2 separate regions of the Homo sapiens genome follow, and region 2 is linked to region 1. Evidence: chromatin loops called from intact Hi-C (ENCODE). Cell type or tissue: Calu3. All regions are shown on one strand. Links, peaks and the distances in the headings refer to the core of each region. The heading gives the core; the rest is flanking DNA.

Region 1 (9,875 bases), core at 902-8,901:
GGAAGGATGCTGAAAACGATAATGTAGTAATATAAGACAAAATGTGCCATGCTATATTGAGTTCTTAGTCATAAGGACCTAGGGAAGATGGAAGATCTTGACATGTGCAATGACCCTGGTTAAGAGTAAATACATGGTGGAAACAAGAATTAAGCAATGCATGACTGTATATTACATACTTACCTATAAACTAAACACCTGCTGTATACAGACATTTAACTCTGTGCTTACAAGAGGTTTATGTCGTGAATATTGCTCTTACAGAAAGCATAATCAACTTGAGAAAAGAAAGGTTAACAATTTGTCCTTTTAACAGTTAAGGAATAATTAAGTGCTAAACCTTGCAGTATTGACTTTAACATCAATAGGAAAGCAGAAAAGGCTGAGCTTTGTGTAAGGCTGCCTAGGATAAGGTTTTCTTGGAACAAATGGAACTTGTTCCATATCCAATTTGGGGATATGGAAAGTTTGAGGCGAAATAGGGAACAGTTAACAAGCTATAGTTTATCAAGGCATGGGAGTGAACACAAAGAAGAAATAAGCACAAAATGTCACCGAGTTGATGAAAGGAGAGGGAACAGTGAAACCCATAGTTTTAGATAGGTTTTAATAACATACTAAAAAACTTAGAAACCATGAGAACATTTTGTTCTATAGTCATGCACTACTTAGCAACAGTGATATGTCCCGAGACATGCTTCCTTAGGTGATTTCATTGTTGTGAAACCACCATAGGCTGTACTTACACAAACCTAGATGGTCTAACCCAGAAGTCCCCAACCTTTTTGGTACCAAGGAGCGGTTTTGTGGAAGATCATTTTTCCATGCACTGGGGGTTTGGGGGTAGTTTCGGGATGATTCAAGTGCATTACATTTATTGTACACTTTATTTCTATTATTATTATATTATAATGAAATAATTATACAACTCAATGTCATGTAGAATCAGTGGGACCCCTGAGCTTGTTTTCCTGCAAGTAGATGGTCCCATGTGGGGGTGATGGGAGACCATGACAGATCATCAGGCATTAGATTCTCATAAGAAGCATATGCAACTTAGGTCCCTCTCAGTTCACAATAGGGTTCACGTTCCTATGAGAATCTAATGCTGCTGCTGATCTGACAAGAGGCAGAGCTCAGGTAGTAATGCCAGCGATGGGGAGCTGCTGTGAAAACAGATGAGGCTCAGCTTGCTGGTGCCTGCCACTCATCTCGTGCTCTGCAGCCCTGGGGTTGCAGACCCCTGGTCTAGCCTACTACATACCTAGGCTATATGGTATAACCTCTTGTTCCTAGGCTACAAATGTGTACAGCATGTTACCTCACTGAACAGGTAATTGTAACATCAGTATTTGTGTATCTAAACATAAGTAAACATATAAAATGGTATACCTGTGTAGGGTACTTACCATGAATGAAGCTTACAGGAATGGAAGTTGCTCTGGGTGAGTCTAAGTGAGTGGTGAGTGAATGTGAGGCCCTGAGACATTATACTACTGTAGGCTTTATAAACACTGTATAGTTAGGCTACACTAAATTTATTTAAAACTATTTTTCTTTCTTCAATAATAAATTAACCTTAACTTACTATAATGTTTTTACTTTAAAATATTTTAAACTTTTTAAAATGTTTTAATAATAACACTTATCTAGAACACAAACACATTGCACAGCTGTACAAAAATATTTCCTTTCTTTATATCCTTATTCAGTAATCTTTTTTCTGTTTTTAAGTTATTTATTTATTTTTACTTTTTAAACTTTTTTTTGTTAAAAACTAAGACACAAAGTTATACATTTACCTAGGCCTACACAGGGTCAGGATCCTCAGTATCCCTGTCTTCCACCTCCACATCTTGTCCCACTGGAAAACCTTCAGGGGCAGTACCATGCATGGAGCTGTTGTCTCCTGTGATAACAGTGCCTTCTTTTGGAACATCTGCAGGACCTAAATGAGGCTGTTTTTACAGTTAGCTTTGTTTTTTTTTTTTTGGTATGTGTAGAAGAAATACACTTTGAAATAATGATAAAAAGTATAGTATAGAAAATACATAAACAGTAACATATTTGATGTTTACTATCATTGTCAAGTATTATGGACTGTACATACATACTTTGTATGACTGGCAGCACAGTAGATTTGTTTGCCTCAGCATTACACCAACACATGAGTAATGCTCTGTGCTAAGATATTACATCATTAGGCAGTAGAAAGTTTTCAGCTCCATTATAATGTTATGGGGCCACCAATGTATATGCAATCTGTTTCTTACTGAAACATAATTAGATGATGCATAACTATTACATTATCTTATATTTTATTATATATTAGACAATATGGAGATATTGAAGATTCTTGAGGAGAGGATCGACATGTTTAAAGTTATGTTGAAAGTTTAGTCTCATTGAGGGCCGGGTGTGGTAGCTCATGCCTGTAATACCGGCACTTTGGGAGGCCGAGGGGAGCGGATCACTGGAGGTCAGGAGTTTGAGACCAGCTTGGCCAACATGGCGAAACCCCATCTCTGCTAAAAAAACATACAAAATTTAGCTGGGCCTGTAATCCCAGCTACTCAAAATATATTTGTTAGGGAAGAACCATGTTATTATTATATGCTCTTTATTAGAGTACATAAAAATAAACATGATATATAAATTTATATTATATAGTATTAATATAACATATTAATGTATATAAATATATTTTTGTTGTTTTAGAGGAATTCCAGGGAAGAAATGTGGTACAATCATACTTACAGCAGAGGAATTAAACTGTTGCAGGGTAAGTAAATATTTCTTTGGTTTAGAAAATACTTCCATACTTCAAATGCTATATCTAAAATTGTACTTAACTAATTAATTTTTAAGTAATTGTAGCAAAAGTGTTATACAATTTTATAACCCATAAAATATCATTTTAGGTACTTAGCCCTATGACCAGAGAGACTGTATTTCATAGTCTGAAAAGTATAATTAGTTATTTTAATAATCTTTTTAAGGAATTGAAAGTATTAAAATAACACCTAATATCAATACTGCTTTTTAAGCATTAGTATAAGGAATAGTCAGTTATACCAATCAGTTCAATTACTGCAAACTTTTTTGCAGTATTTTTGAAGATCTGTGTGTAATCCTGAAGGAATATTTCTTGTCATTTGAGTTTACCCCATTTGTATAAGATATTTTCCCCAATTTTTCTAATTTAATTAATCCAGAATTTATATTGGTTCCATCTCTTGTTAGCTTGGGAAGTCCACATTTGAAGAAAGGATTAGCTGCCACTACAGCTAGCAGTATGACTACAGAGAGTGCATACTCTGTATTTTTAGAACATTGCTACTTTCAGTTGTGATTTGCTGATGCACCCATTGACTCATGATTAATGATTTCACTGTTGTCAAGAAATGGGGTGATAGCTATGACACTCCAGACTGAAAGTAACAATGACCAGCTTAATCTGAAGTCAATATTGTCTGTTTAATGTGGGCCAGCAGATCTCTGGGAATTGGTATTTCCAGAGGAAAAAAATTTTCCCTAGATTACCTCTAGTGCTCTTTACTTTTAGTTGCTGCTTGATTGTAGGAACAGAAACTCACCCCAAATACCAAAAGCTTAACATTTTGACATTGACCAGAGTTTTTATAGAGAGAGCCATAGTTTATTTTATTATCTCAAAAAGTTGTCTTTTTAACTTTTAGATAAATTCTGTAGCTTTATTTACATAATACATTTCTGGTGGGACATGGTGGCTCATGCCTGTAATCTCAGCCTTTGGGAGGCCAAGGTGGGAGGATCACTTGAGCCCAGGAATTCAAGGCTGCCGTGAGCTATTGTGCCACTGCACTCCAGCCTGGGCAACAGAGCAAGACCTTGTCTCAAATATATGTATATATTATATCTCTCAAATATAGATAGATGATCAATAGATAGATAGATAGATAGTTGAGATAATATGCTCAGGGAATCATATGATATTGTCAGCAAATGATAGAAACTGGGTATTACAGCTGATTACATACCTTTGGGATTCTGGGGGCAGGAGTAGAACAGTGAGATAACAATAGGAACTATAATAACAGATGAGTGGAAATAGTTAAACACTAATATTATAATTTAAGTCATTTAAAAAACATGTAAATTGAAGCCTTTCTGTTGTTGTGCTCATTGTCTTTGTCCCCCTGGGCATGTCACGGTCATATCAGTCTCACTTTTCTCATCTAAAAAATACCCCAACATGCCCACATATAATGCTGTTAAAGACTATCAGACTCAAGTTTTGGTTTTGCTACTAATTTGTACTTTGTCTAATCAAGACACTTGACTACTTACTCTGTGTTTTACTTTTCGTATTTGAAGGGCAATAAACCAAAAAATGTGAACTAATCACTAGACTATTTAAAAAAAAAATCTTCCAGTCCTGGCAATTAACTACCATAACATTAAGTTTGATACTATAATGTACATAAAAGTAGTTTGCATATACTACCCAGTGCCTTAGAAAATATAGCATAATTATTTAAATGCAGCGATATTACCTATCCTATTTTTTTAGTTAAAATGATACAATGATTTTTTAAATTATATTATCATCTAATCATCATTTATACTTGTCTCAATTTGTAAATGTTTCAAATAATATATGTTTTGTATGATAAAGGAGGAAAGAAAAAAGGAAGTTCACAGTCAATAAGATACATGTTCTTTTTGGTGATATTAACATGCTATTTTGTCAAAATCTTGAGTTTATTGAGCAGATTTTATGTAAATGTGTCATGAATACAGTACTATCTGTTCTATTTCAAAGTAGAGCCAAGATACCAAGACACAGGTTGAGTATGGACAGGCTGCATCCTAAATATCTTCCACTTTCAGTTCTACTCTCTTGTTGGAAGAGCCGGGAAAATTCTTTTACCAGGCCTTAGTAAATGAAAGGGAATGTGTCATTTAGTGGTCTAGGTATTTTTATCCCTCTTTTTACAATTAATTCAATAACATCTGGAATTATCTTTCAATGAGTCAATACATATTTCTCATACTTAGAAATTATAGTTTAATATTTTTATCAATATTGTTTAAAATCTTGGTGTAACTTCATCTTATGTTTTCTATGTCCTGATTCCTGGCTATAGCCTTATTGATCATCAGCATCATTATTAATACTAATAAACTTGAAATAGTATTTCATTACTACATTAGTATAGTAGAATGCACAAGTGTACTCAAAGAAATGTTCATAGTTACTTCAGAAGAATCAATGCTTTTTAAATTTATACTTTAGGGAACATTAAAAGTATTGGGCATTATTATTTATAATGTTGAATGCAATCATTTTAATTCACCTACAACATCATAAAAATCTACATTTTTCTTTAAAACGAGTTGTCAGTTATTAACTTGTACAATGAACATAAGCTTTAGAGTCAGCTCACCTACATTTTAGTCTTACCTTTTTCACTATTTAGCCGAGTGAGGTTATATTGTTGAAGCTTTAAGTTATGCATTTGTAAAATGACAATTTTTTTAAACCAGTTTATTAGGTATAATTGGCATACAAATAACTGGACATATTTAATGTATACATCATGATGAGTCTGGAGACAGGTATATACCCATGAAACCATCACCACAATCAATGTCATATATTAGTCACTTACAATGGTTCCCCCTACCCTGCTTATTTATTATTAATATTTTTGTGATAATAAACAGCATAAGATTTACCCTTTCAGCAGATTTTTAAATATACAGTGCAGTATTGTTAACCATAGGTACTATACTGTATATAGTAGATCTCTATGACTTATTCATCTTACATAACTGAAATTTTGTGCTCCTTGATAATACCTTCCAGTTTCTTCTTCCCCTCAATCCCGGGAAACCATCATTCTACTCCCTGCTTCTATAATTTTGACTATTTTAGAATCCTCATGTAAGTTACAATATGTAGTATTTATCTTTTTATGGCTGTCTTATTTCACTTATATAGTGTCTTCCAGGCTCATCTATCTTGTTGCAAATGGATGGATGTTCTTCCTTTTTAAGGCTGAATAATATTCCATTGTTTTACATATATATGTGTGTGTGTGTGTGTATAAATTTTATATATATATAAAACATTTTCTGTATCTATTCATCTGTTGATGGACACTTCATTTGCTTCAATATCTTGACTTATTTGTGTATAATGCTAGAATAAACATGGGAGTTCAGATATCTCTTCAAGATACTGATTTCAGTCTCTTTCTTTGGATATATACCCAGAAGTGGGATTGCTGGATCATACAGTAGTGCTGCTTTTAATTTTTGAGGAACCTCCTACTATTTTCCACAGTGGCTGCACTAATTTGCATTCCTAGCAACAGTGTACAAGGGTTTCCTTTTCTCTACATCCTCACTGACACTGCTTCCTTTTGCGTTTGTTTTTTGATAGTAGGCATTCTAACAGGCGTGAGCTAATCTTTTGTATGGATTTGCATTTCTCTGATGATTGGTGATGTTGAGCACCTTTCATATGTGTGTTGGTCATTTGTATGTCCTTAGAGATATGCTTATTCAGGTTCTTAGCCCATTTTTAAATTGGGTTGATTTTCTATTTTTTATTTTTATTTATTTTTAGTTTTTGCAGTATTTTTGAAGATTTGTAGGAGTTCCTTATATATTTTGGAAATTAACCTTTATAGTATACAGTATCTTAGTCCATTTTGTGTTGCAATAAAAGAATATCTGAGAGTAGGTAACTTATTTTTAAAAAGAAGTTTATTTAGCTCACTCTTCTACCAGCTGAGAAGCTCAAGAGCATGGTACTGGCTTGTGGTAAGGGCTTTCATACTGTTTCACATTGTGGCAGAGAAAGTGAAAGTGGAAGCAGACATTTGTGAACATAGGGACACCTGAGGGGCACCCTAGCTTTATAAAAACCCACTCTTAATAGAATGAACTCATTCTGAGAGAATTAATCCAGTCTCATTCAAGACTGTGAAAGCAGCACCTACCTATTTATGAGGGATTCACACCCATAACCCAAACACCTTCCATGGGGCCCCACCTCCCAGCACTGTCACACTGGTGATCAAATTTCGATATGAGCTTTGGTAGGGACAAACAAGTCATAGCAACCACAGCATATTTTCTCCCATTCTGTAGGTTGCCTTTTCATTCTGTTGATTGTTTCCTTTGCTGAGCAGAAGCTTTGTAGTTTGATGCAGTCCCACGTGTATTTTTGCTTTTGTGGCCTATGCTTTTGTATCATATCCAAGAAATAATATCCAAGGCCAATATCACAAGGCTCTATGTTTTCTTCTAAAAATGGGAATATTATTAATTCTTCCTTTAGATGGATACTCTATAGGAAAGAAATGGTAGCATTTAAGGGATGTATAGGTCATAAATTTATACAAATATTTATTTGTAGTGTAATAATCCTAATTATCTCAACTTATTTTGATACAGTTTTATTCAAATGCAAATTTTATATTTAATTAAATGCCACAGTAAAAACTAATGTAGTTTAGAAATTATGTTGGGAGTGTATCTTCAATCAGTATTTTTTTTTTAAATACGGGGTCTCACTCTATTGCCCAGGCTGAAGTGCAGTGGCACAATTTTGGCTAACTGCAGGCTTTGAGCTCCTGGGCTCAAGTGATTCTCCCACCTCAGTCTCCCTCCTAGCTGGGAACATAGGCAGGCACCGCCACACCTGGCTAATTTTTTTTTTTTTTTTTGATAGAGATGTGGTCTCACTGTGTTGTCCAGGCTGGTCTTGAACTCCCAGACTCAAGTGATCCAAGCCCCCCTTGCCCTCCCAAAGCGCTGGGGTTACAGTCATGAGCCGCTATGCCTGGCCTTTTATGTAGTATTTTAAAAGTAGCTTGAAATTTTTCATAAAGTATATTTTTTGTTTTTATTTATTGATTGATTGAACAGTGTTTACAAAATGTTATTATGTCCTTGGAATGAATGCTTAGAATAGAATGGCAAGAAAAAAACAGTACAAAACACAACACCACAACCCCCAAACCTGGTCCTTGTTTTTAATGAACACATAGTTTGTGGGAAAGAGAGACATTAGTCGGCTGACTATGCAGGTAATATATGTCATGATATGTGACAAGTGATTCAAATATATTATGAGAGTACAGCAGGGATCTAATTTATATTAAGCCTTGGGGGAATCACTGGGCCTCTTTGAGAAAGTGACATTTAAGCTAAGACCTAAAGAAGGAGTAGTGTTTGCCAGCCCAAGGATAAGAATTCCAGCAGACACAGCTGTATAAGGTCCTGAGGTGGGAAAGGCATGTGTGGGTCCGATGTGAGATGGCCAGGGGTGAGCAGTGGGAGTTGATTGAGCTAAAACATTGCCAGTTGAAGGTGGAAAAGGCTGGTCAGAACCCATTAGATGTTGGCCTTTGCGGACCATGTTAAAGGTTCTGCATTTTTCCTAAATGCAAGGGAAAGCCTTAAAGCATTTTAAGTTGTGAGCAACATGAATTTTTCATGTTTCAAGACTTTTATTCTGTCTGCTGAATGGAGAATGGATTGGATACATCAAAGAGTCGAAGTGGGAGTAAGGAATAAATGTCAATGAACATGTCTGGGTGAGAAATAAGATTGAACTGGACTGAGGTGGTGGCAGCAGAGCCAAAGTAAAGATTTGAGCAAAATTTTAGAGGTAAATGATGCAACTGGTGGTGGACTGGATAAAGGATCAGGAAAATAGAAGAGTCAAGGATGGCTTCTTTGGGCACTTGAGTGAATGACAATGCCACTAACTGAGCTGGGAAAATTATAGGAGAAGCAAGTTTATGGATAGACGTTAGATGTTCAGATTGGAATATGTTAGAAGTGCCTGTGAAACATCCAAGTGGCTTTATGCAATAGAATGGTCCTTATATGTGGAGTATTAAAGAGAGGTCTTAAAAAATGTATTAGGTGACATTAAGCATAAGGCATAAAAACAAAGCAAAACAAAACAAAACTTTGCAGTGATGCTAGTGTATTTCTAAAAGTATATAAATACTTTTCCTCTCAAACAAGATGTATTTTGTGCTTAATACAAATGTACCATTTAATCCCTGCTAAGTTGTTAACCTGAGTAATTGCAAGAACATTATTTTTCCTAAGGTTATATAATTTTCTTCATTGAAATAAATCTTTATTTTGAATCAGTTATTCATTTTGCAAGCCCTAAGGGATATAATTTGAAAAATTAAATTTAGTATTACATTTACCAGTGAGCCTATGAAAATTCATGCTTTTATAATAATACACCTCTGATGTTTTATTCACAATCTATTTGAAATAAACACATTTCATTTATCTATTATGCATTGTAAGTATACAGAATGTTTCTTGGAAGTTTATATTTTGGTCCAGGTGCTTTGGGAGAAATGTGTTAAAGTGTAATGTTTTTCTGCAAGAACAATGTCCTTGGAATGTCCCCATGTTCTTAGAAAGCCATTCTCTCCCAAGGGCATTTAAATATATATGGAAATGAAGGGGCATTCAAAATAAACAAACTAAACCAAACAGCTCGCCTTTTCAATGCTGCCTTTGATTTTATAATTTGATCATCCAGAATGATTATTTCACTACTTCTATAATAGATAGTATAGAACTTTTTGATCTTTAAACCTCTAATTTAAAAAGAACATGATATGCTTGAGAGGTTTGAGGTGATAGTGATGTCCATATTGTCCTTACCTCTATTGTCACTATACGTTGCTAGAATGTATTTCCTGCTCTGTTATAAATGTTCCTCTGATAGAAGTTATCACAGCTACATGCTACAAGTAAAATCAAATAATACTATACCAATACTTTTGAAAATGTGAAATTAAGAAATCTGACCTTTCCAAGGGTAGATACTGCCTTGTTCA
Region 2 (9,875 bases), core at 519-8,518, 120 kb before region 1:
TATAAGTAATTTGGTTTAAGTCACGTATCTAGTAAGTGGCAAAGTTGAGTTCCTATCCATATATGTCTAATTCCTAAGCATAAGCTTATGACCATTAGCTATATTATGTTGTTCTTCCATAAATTCTTTATTGTCGGCTTGAAGAGTGGAGCTCTTTTCTGTCAATACCAGTGTGTTAGTAACTAAAAGAAATTATAAAGCTTAGGAGATGCAATTATAATAGATCATATCAACACTACTCTACCACAAAGGATATATTTCTCTGAGGATGCAAAACACAGAATGCTTTCCTGTTTTTCTGTTCCCTACTGGTGAGAGCTTTGAGTAGAGCAATTCATAGGAGTGGCATAAACTTTAACCATGTGATGTTTTATTTCCAGTATTGATTCTTATCTTTTTCTGATGCTGAGTTACCTAATGAAGATGTAGGAAATTAAGTAATGAGAAGACTATTTAGCTAGAAATCAGCAGGCAGGGTGAGATGAAAACTAAATACTGGAGAGAGGTGATAGTCTGGGCAAATGAAAAGTAAGAAAAGTTAATTGAAATGACTATGTGACATTCAAATTTACCAGTGGAATTGAGAATTGACCTCAGGCCCTACAATTTCAGTCCAGTGCTTTCTTAGCACTGGGGAAGTCACCGTTTAACTTGCTAGCTTTTCAGTAATACTTAATTCCAGAGTTTCCCTTCATGGCAAATTCATTCTTCAGAATTTCATGTAAATAAAATAACTACTTCGATATTAATATCAGTACATTATTCTGAGCTATATGAATTGTGGCATGAGTTTGTAAAAGTCAATTTTTTCTTACCTTGCTAATTAGCTTCATGCTCTCTATGTATGTAAAATAAGTAACAAGTGACACATTAATTTTATTAAGAACAATCTCAAATGTCAGAGAGTGTAATGAACCAGAGATATGATTATAATTGCCATAACTGGTTGAAACCAACATGTGTCTCTGCCTTAGCATAATAGTGGTTTTATAATCATTTTGAGAAATGTAATTGTTTCTCACTGTCTGCAGATCCTTCTTATTGCATCCATCTCCTATAACTCTGAGCATTCCTACAATCCTCTTTTATCTAAATGTACTCCTATAAAGGAGTACTCTTTTATCTAAATGTACTCCTATTTGTAGATTTTTTGGTAATTGAAAGTAACACAAACATTTTTCTTTAATGTCTTAAATAGGTTTTCATGTTTCCAAGCTATAAGTAAAGAATATGAGAGAGAGAGAGAGAGAGAGAGAGAGAGAGAGAGAGAGAGAGAGAGAGAGAGTGAGCTGGAGTGAGAGCAAGCACGTGAGACTAAGGGATACGTGGGAACTACACTAGAATAATAAATGTATTTGCTAAACCCATCTCAATTACCTACGATTTTAGATATAGCTTATTATCTGACTTATCTTGGTATCTCCACTCTCAAATTAATTATGGAAGCAGAGATATTAGAAAGTTGATTACAATTGATTTTTATGCCAGTGGTTTCATCCAAAGCCTCTTGTAGGCATTGGGGAAAGGAGGCGTAATCAATATCAAGTTACTAGTGAATTTCTCTCTTAATTGATAATTTAAATTAGTAAATTAAAAAAATTTTTTTGGGAAAAGTTTGAAGTATACTACCTAAAAGATGATTGATTTTTTAACTTAAGACATATCTTATAATGGCTTTATTTTCTTTGTTTCACTTAAATCACTGTGCCATTGGAATGTCATATATATGGCATCTTGCTTCCTTGTGGAACACTTCAGCAAAGAAACAGCATCTGTTTTGTTTCTGGAACTAGCTCTGTGAACTTTGACAATCATGCCACTTCACTGGATCTTAGATCCTATAGAAAGGTTGAGTCTCTGGTCAAGATGACCTATGATATTACTTGGAGGTTCATAATTTTATGATTGGAGAAGCAGGACCTTAAAATAAAATGGGGACATACTTCAGTTTAAGGAAATAATGTGATTGTCAAAGCCCATTGTAAACTAGTGGTGATAATTTATCTTTAATAAAACAAACAAAAAAGGCTATTTTACTTTCAAAATATTTATCTCAGAATGTCTTTAGATAGACAATTCCTCTAGTGTATTTAAAATGATATTGAAATATGAATTTTAATTTTAATCAGAACAATTGCAGATATAGAGTAAAAGTTATTTATTATCTTTGAGTTTTTTAAATAAAAGAAGGTTTGTGAAGAAAAAGTAATAGGGAAAGGAGTAGTATTGTTACTGCAAAGGGCTCCCGACCCAGACACCAAGAGAGGGTTCTTGGATCTCGTGAAAGAAAGAATTTAGGGTGAGTCTATACAGTAAAGTGAAAGCAAGTTTATTAAGAAAGTAAAGGAATAAAAGAAGGGCTAACCCATAGGCAGAGCAGCACCAGGGTGGCTGGTTGCCCATTTTTATGGTTATTTCTTGATTATATGCTAAACCAAGGGTGGATTATTCATGCCTCCCCTTTTTAGAACATAGAGGGTAACTTGCTCATGTTGCCATGGAATTTGTAAACTGTGATGGCGCTGGTGGGAGTGTAGCAGTGAGGATGACCAGAGGCCACTCTCATTGTCATATTGGTTTTGGTGGGCTTTGGTTAGCTTCATTATAGCAGTGTGTTTTATCAGCAAGGTCTTTATGACATGTATCTTGTGCTGAACTTCTATCTTATTCTGTGACTAAATGCCTTAACCTCCTGGGAATGCAGCCCAGCAGGTCTCAGCCTTATTTTACCCAGCCCCTATTCAAGATGGAGTTGCTCTGGTTCAAACACCTCTGACAGTGTTAACATATATTTAGAAAACCTTAATTTCCTCCAAACAGTTTAACTTTGTTGCCATATTACACTTGATTTTCTAGACATAGGCTCTTAAACCTTTGTGTGATCATGAGACTTTAAAAATGTAGGCTCTAATTCAAGTGTCTAAGGTTTTTTTTTTAAAGAACTATTATGTTAGATTATTTCTAACACCAACTACTTGCTATTTCAACGTCCTCATTTTCCTTAATATTCTCCCCAAGAGTTGTCAAGTTCTGCTGTTGCTGTTCTAGTTTTTTCTCTCAACAGAAATCTATAACAAACTGTATTCATGGAAATGAACAGTGTTTGATATGAATAGATATCGGTGCCTTTTCAGTAATTTACTTTTCTAATATGTTACTTTTAAAAAATCATTTAGGTCTCTTTGGCAACTAGAGAGTTTTTAGTAAAATTGTCAGATGGATTCAGTCTTGTGTGCTTCCTCTGATCAGTTGTCACTGAGTGTGGGCTACCTGGGCTTTCTGGAACAGTTGACTTTCAAAATGAAATAAGCCAACACTGTGAGTCATGTATGCTATTACTTCCCTACCATTATAATGCTTGACTTACTATATTTCATAAGCTTTATGAATGGTTTCGGTACTTTTAAAATCACCTTATCAGTCACCAAGACTTGTTTATTCCATTCTCCAAAGTGTCGGTCACCTCCTTTCCATTTCTGCTGTCTCCACTCTGGCTCAAGAAGTAATCATTTTTCCTCTTCTTCACACATGTAGTGAGCTTCACATGTTTAGTTAGCTTTGTAAACAAAGGTTGAATTGCATGATTTTTCTTTGCAGAAACTTCCACTGTTTCAGCGTGTCCCCTTTGTTTACAGAGTAAAGTCCAAGTATGCTAGCATGTGTTCAGAGTACTTACTCATCCTGCCCAGATTCCTTTCCCAGCCTTATCTCAGACATGGGCACCAGCCAAAGTGGACTAGGTGTTAATCCCCACGTTCCTTTGTGTCTTCCCTTTCTCCACCCTTGTTGACACTTTCCTACAGCCTGAGAAGCCTTTCCCCCATTTGTGGCTCTCCTTGCCTGGTTGTCAAGATTTACCTCACTCAGTGCAATTTGTGATATTTTACTAGATTCTTGAAATTGGAATTAATTGTTGCTTCCTTGGAGTTCCCAGACAACATTTCTTGTACATTCTTTTTGTTTTATTTTGACTTAAAATTTTTTAGGTTTTTGCACGCCTGTCTCCCCAACCAAGTTTAAAAATATCTATTTGTTTTATCATTGATTATTACAAAACCAGACTTTGTGCTTTGCACATGAAAGGTTTTCAATAAATGTTTGCCACTTGATAGATTGGAAGAATGAATGTGGACATCTATGAATTTGAATATGTTTATACATTATATGTTTATACCCTTAAAAATATTAGTTTATATTGGCTGGTTGTGGTGGCTCACGCCTGTAATCCCAGCACTTTGGGAGGCCGAGGCGGACGGATCACATGAGGTTGGGGGTTTGAGACCAGCCTGACCAACATGGAGGAACCCTGTCTCTACTAAAAATACAAAATTAGCCCGGCATGGTGGCGCCTGCCTGTAATACCAGCTACTAGGGAGGCTGAGGCAGGAGAATTGCTTGAACCTGGGAAGTGGAGGTTGTGGTGAGCCGAGATCGTGCCATTGCATTCCAGCCTGGGCAACAAAAGTGAAAACTCCGTCTCAAAAAAAAAAAAAATTAGTTTATACACTTAGTGAGAACACTGAAATGCCTGCCTGATTTTGCTATTCAGTAAAGATATAATTATTTAATCTTTGTTTATATAACGTTCTACAAAGTTTTATTTGTGAAGAAATGAGAAACAAATAAATTTAAATTAAAACACATTGTCCTCAAGCAGAGCAAAGCTAATTTTAGAGGTGGCCACAGTACATTCTAAATATTGACGGATAATTTGGCCAGGCGCAGTGGCTCATGCCTATAATCGCAGCACTTTGCGAGGCTGAGGTGGGTGGATTATTTGAGGTTGGGAGGTTGAAATCAGCCTGGACAACAGGGTAAAACCCCATCTCTACTAAAAAATACAAAAATTTGTCAGGTATGGTGGTGGGTGCCCATAATCCCAGCTACTTGGGAGGGCGAGGAGGCAGGAGATTCTCTTCAACCCAGGAGGCAGTGGTTGCAGTGAGCCGAAACTATGCCACTGCACTCTGGGTTGGGTGACAGAGTGAGACTCTTTCTCTCTCTCTCAAAAAAAATATTTTATATATATACATATATATATATGTATATATATAAATAAAAATGTTGACAGATAATTCGCTTAATCTGGGCATGAATACTACCCAAAAAAAGGAGACAATTTGCATGTGTGATATCCTATATAAAATACCTAAGTAGAAAAATAAGTGAACATATCTTTTACTCAAGGAAGACTTTTGTCTTGGGGAAAAATATGTCTTAAAGTACTTGGTGAACTAATAAAGTGCAGCAGCACGTGATGGTTTCACTTGGGTATAATTTAGGGTAAGAAGAGCTGTTTGGTGGCCTGGCCACTTGAGGAAGCAAAAATTTGCTTATATGCTAATGTACTTCTTCCAGACTCTGTATTTTTTTTTATCACCAATTTAAATTTTGTGCCACACAATGTAAAATAAAATTTTAGAAAAGTCAAAATCCAACTAAAGAAAAGTGTCAAGGATGAGAAGATGGAAAACAATGCTTTCTATAAAAAAAGGAAAAGACAGAACTTGTTTACACATGTTCAAGTTAAAAATGAGGAAGTTTACTTAAGTCAAGTCACTATCCATAAATCATGTCTTTCCTACACTTGTCTGGCTATAAAGTTTCCTTGGATGGCCTAAGTAATTTCCTAAGTGCTTGTAACAGCTGAAGTATCTAAGTGCTCAGTTGATTATATTTAGCCTAAAATGTTGTCATCCCTGATTACATCAAGTCTTTCCAGAGAAACAGACCTCATTAGTGGCTATAGCTATAAAATTAGGAAAAAAAAAGAAAATTATAAAGCCACTTTGTTTCAATGAGGTCAATAAATGGTAATACAAGGTGAAGATGATGATGATTGATGAACAATTTCCAGCACATATATAAAATGCTGTGATTTAAAAAATGCAACTGTTGTGTGGTTGTGTCATTTTCATTTTGGCAGCATGGTCTAAACCAGCTATTGTCAACAAGAGGCACCATCAAAATTGCTTCAGAGGTTTTGCGAACTACTTATGGGCACTCCTGAAAATTCTAGGTTGCTTTCCTACAAGGGACTAAGTCCTCCCCATCATTTTCTCTATGCCCCCAATACCCCAGTAAAACTTCTGTCAGTTGAGCCTCAGGCCTCATCCTCCCATTCCTTCTACTTCCGTATCGTCTCTTTAACATGGCTGACCATTCTGCTAACTAGGTCCAGGCCAGTCTGACCCATGCAAAGACTATGCACAAGTTCCTTGACTCTTCCAACCTCACAATCTCTGGCCAACCTTCTCCTCCTCGCCAGGAATCCTGTACTTTGAGCTGGTAGAGTTGTACTCAAAAAGGGCAAATGACATCATACTATTACTCCCTTGTTTAAGACCCTCTAGTTGCCTGTATAATGAGTCATCAGGATCTTCCAAACCCTGACTTAAATTTTCAGCCTCATCTCTTTCTCTCTATGTCCCACCACCCTCCCCTTCTCCACTTTTGCCTCTAAACTCTTTCCTAAACTCTAAGTCACTTCAGACACCTGTGTTTCCTGAGAAAACCATGATGTTCACACTGTGGTTCTCTCTGGTAGGAACAGTTTGGCCTCACGTTGTTATCTCACCTGATGGACTCTGCCGATAGTTCAAGCATCACTCATACTATGAAGACTTTTCCTGATCCTTCAGATTGACTTGCCCACCCCTCCCTTTCTCTAATTTGTAATGAATTTATTATACATATTCCACATTTCACTGCACATATTTGTTTATAAATCTGTCTCCTTAATGGAATATAAATAATCTAGGGCCTGGAGCCCAATGTGTTCATATCATGGTCTCCAACACTAAATCCTTTATCTGGCACTTAATAACCTAGTGCTGGTTGAATCAACATTTGAATGAGTGTCAGACAGCTATTAAACTGTAAATTCTCATAGGATAAGAATCATGTCTTATTCAGCTTTGCATCCCACTTAGCTTCTAGTCCAGTGTATTGCATATAGAAAGTGCTTGATAATTATTTATTCAATATATAGTTGAAGAAAGGAACGTTAGTAGAAGAAAGGCACATCACATATGAACAGGAACCATGGCTGGAAGGCCTGAAGGCCAGAAAGAGTATAGTATTAATTGAGTTGAAAAAAAATCAATTGTAAAAAGGCAGGATGAAGGAGACATAGCGAAGCAATTGCCTATGCCTGTTTCATTCAGTGGTTTTTTTAGGACTTGTAGAACTGTAGGTAGGATGGGCTGCTACTGAGATTTTGTTTCCATTGTTGTTTTGTTGGTTTTGGGGCCGAGATGAGAGCCTTTGAGTCAGGGCACACTTCTGTTCTACTCACTTCTGATAAGGATGAAACATACATATTAGGAAGTCATTTTCATTCTCCTGTATCTCAGCTGATCATTTATGCTGACCTACATATTCCCATTTGGATTAGTTCCTTCTTCTGTTTAAATTCTGTTATTGAGTCTGCAAATCTCAGATTACTCCTAGGTACTTCTGAATTGTCCAATGGTCCAAAGAAATTACAGAAGATATTGCTTAAAATCTGGAGGAAGAAAAAAACCAACCTTGCCAATCTAGCCTTACCTTTACAAGCATGTTATTGTTTTCATTGTCATAGCCTATGTATTATTTCATGCATCTTAAAGAGAGCTGGCTCAAGACAACCTTGCATATAGATAAAGATTTTCTTTTGAAATGTTGAAATGTTGAGCCTGAATATACATGACTTTTCCTCCATTATAGAAGCAACATATTATTCTACAGCTAATAGACAAAGGAACAAAATGTTAGAAAATCCAGTCATATGATCAATATATTTTGGGAGTGGTGCTTGGAAGGCAGCAGTATGTGAGCTGATGTTGGGTAGAGTGATGTTAGCCTCCAGCTTTCTACTTAGTGGAGATCTGTAGGCACATCACAGTCATCAGCTCTTGCTTCTTGGACAAGTGATCCATTGCACTGACTCTGGGAAAAGCAATAAACCCTAAAAGACTGCTAATCTAGCTAATTGTGTAAAATATTTGGAGGATCATTGTCCACTTAGCTGTTAGCAAGTGAGCTGAAATGTGGTTACTGCTTTTAGAGTGGGCAGGAGGAGAGACTGAGAAAAATAATGATATATAATCTCAAGTGTTGTAACGTAGTTAGGGAATGGTGTAATGTATTACAGGCTTAGCAAAAGTTTAGAGCCAGAAAGATCTGGATTTAAACGGCAACTCCATACTTTACTCTGAGAGTTCAGATAAGTTAGTTTCCTTGTGCTTCTGTTTATAGAAATTCCTTCTGATACAGTTGTATAAGGATTGTTTGAGATAATATTAATAAAGTGTTTTGAAAGTTTCAATAGCTTAGCAAGGAATTCTTGTTTTTATACAGATATTCAACTGAAATATTTGGAAAACAGTAGATCACTTCATGAAGATAAAGTTGTAAAAATATGCAAAAAAAAATCAAATTATGTTGAAAAGAGCAAAGGAGAAAGTACAAATCACCCCAACTTTCTTACCCAGCAATAGGTCAGGCCAAGCAGATATCTCTTTGTGCATTTATTTAGAGGCATATAAGGCATATTTCCATTCATATTTATTTTACAATGACTTACGTAAGATGGAAGTCGAGTTTTTTTCCTTGGATTTTGGCTTCAGATATTAATACCTGAACCTAGCTGCTGCTTTTCAGGCCTAGTACCCCCTGCCTGGAGAGCATCTCTCCAAGGGAATGATCTCAGCTGTGGTCTCAATATACCCCTCTTCCTATCTGTCTGCCTCCATGGAGCCTTCACTGCTGTTGTTAAAACATTGCTGTTGACAGTGCCACTGGGAAGTTGCAGTAATGTCCTATTGCTACAAGGCCTGGCATGAGACCTTGCTGTCTGCTGTCCCTGTAACCCTGTATGTAACTCTGCTCATTGCCTCCTGGTGCTTGTCTCTCTTGATTTACCAGATCTTTGTGGTTCTATGTGGTCCTTCTAGGTTCAGTCTCAGTCAGAAGTCCTCCTTACCAAAGACTCCCTGGGTGTCGTCATTTCTTTAAATCCATATATTCACAACTTTTTTGCTCTGTGGGCACACACCCCACAGTTCCAGGCTCCAGACTGTGTGGGCCTGTCTTTGTCTCTGAATCTGGGTCTCCCATCTGAGCTCTACCTTCTTTTGTAAAGAAATTCCTCTCAGAGTTTCCTATTATATATTCCTTCCACCAGACCCTGGCTGGGCCGACAGTATAAACTTAAAAAGATATCAAGAGGATTCATTTTTCATTTTACCAGGAGGCTCTTTGGCCCCTTTTAATTTCATAGAAGGCAAAAGGAACTTGGAGGAGCAGCCTTAGGCTCACATTACATCTCTTCTTTCTTCTACAAAGTGGACTTGAGATCAGGGCTTAACTATTCCCATACACTACTCTAGTAGTGCCTGGCACATAATACATGCCCAATAAATCTGTGTTGAAAGAAAGCATGAATGAATATTTTCGAATGAATTTGACCTTTTTCCTTAATCACAGTTTAGGGCTTTATCACTTAATTTAGGGCATTGCACACCCACTCTACATTATTCTCTTTGCCTTTGCCTCTAGATAGTTTTTCCAATATTTACTATATGCTGGGTTTGCTCTAAGCACTTTATATTTACTTACTTACTCCTCAAACAACTCTATGAGGAGGATACTATGATCATCTCCTTTTTTACAGATAAGAAAACTGAAGCCTAGAGAGTTTTAGTTTACACAGCTAGTAAATGGTGGAACTGGTGGTTCCCAGTTGTAATGACTGTTCAGAGGTGGCACCCTGCCAGGTGATGACAAGTCCATGAGATCTGGTGATTGTACTGAAGTGGGGAAAAGCTGGCAGTCTCTTCTTGGGTGCCAGAATTATAAAATATGAAGCTAATAACCCCAGCCATCTATATTAG

Evidence for each region. Hi-C counts contacts between places; a loop is a spot of excess contacts. Peaks named below come from ENCODE experiments on the same cell type or tissue, not always from the same donor. Only the 100,000 strongest peaks of a DNase experiment are listed, where the experiment ranks them.
Region 2: it touches region 1 in a loop (2.4-fold over the local background); 6 of 110 quality-filtered maps call a loop at or near these places.

Annotation. Positions count from the first base shown.
Region 1 is chr12:38,769,145-38,779,019 of GRCh38, reverse strand. CPNE8 (copine 8) reads left to right here. Exons shown (of 20, transcript NM_153634.3): 7 at 2,719-2,782. Among named protein-coding and RNA genes, the nearest start is that of CPNE8, 130 kb to the left of the region's middle. In Calu3, for the core only: no CTCF peak of the experiment used is centred there; no DNase peak of the experiment used is centred there.
Region 2 is chr12:38,886,069-38,895,943 of GRCh38, reverse strand. All of the region lies in intron 1 of CPNE8 (copine 8), which reads left to right. Among named protein-coding and RNA genes, the nearest start is that of CPNE8, 15 kb to the left of the region's middle. RefSeq lists a silencer at 3,286-3,365. In Calu3, for the core only: no CTCF peak of the experiment used is centred there; a DNase peak (open chromatin) is centred at 3,703.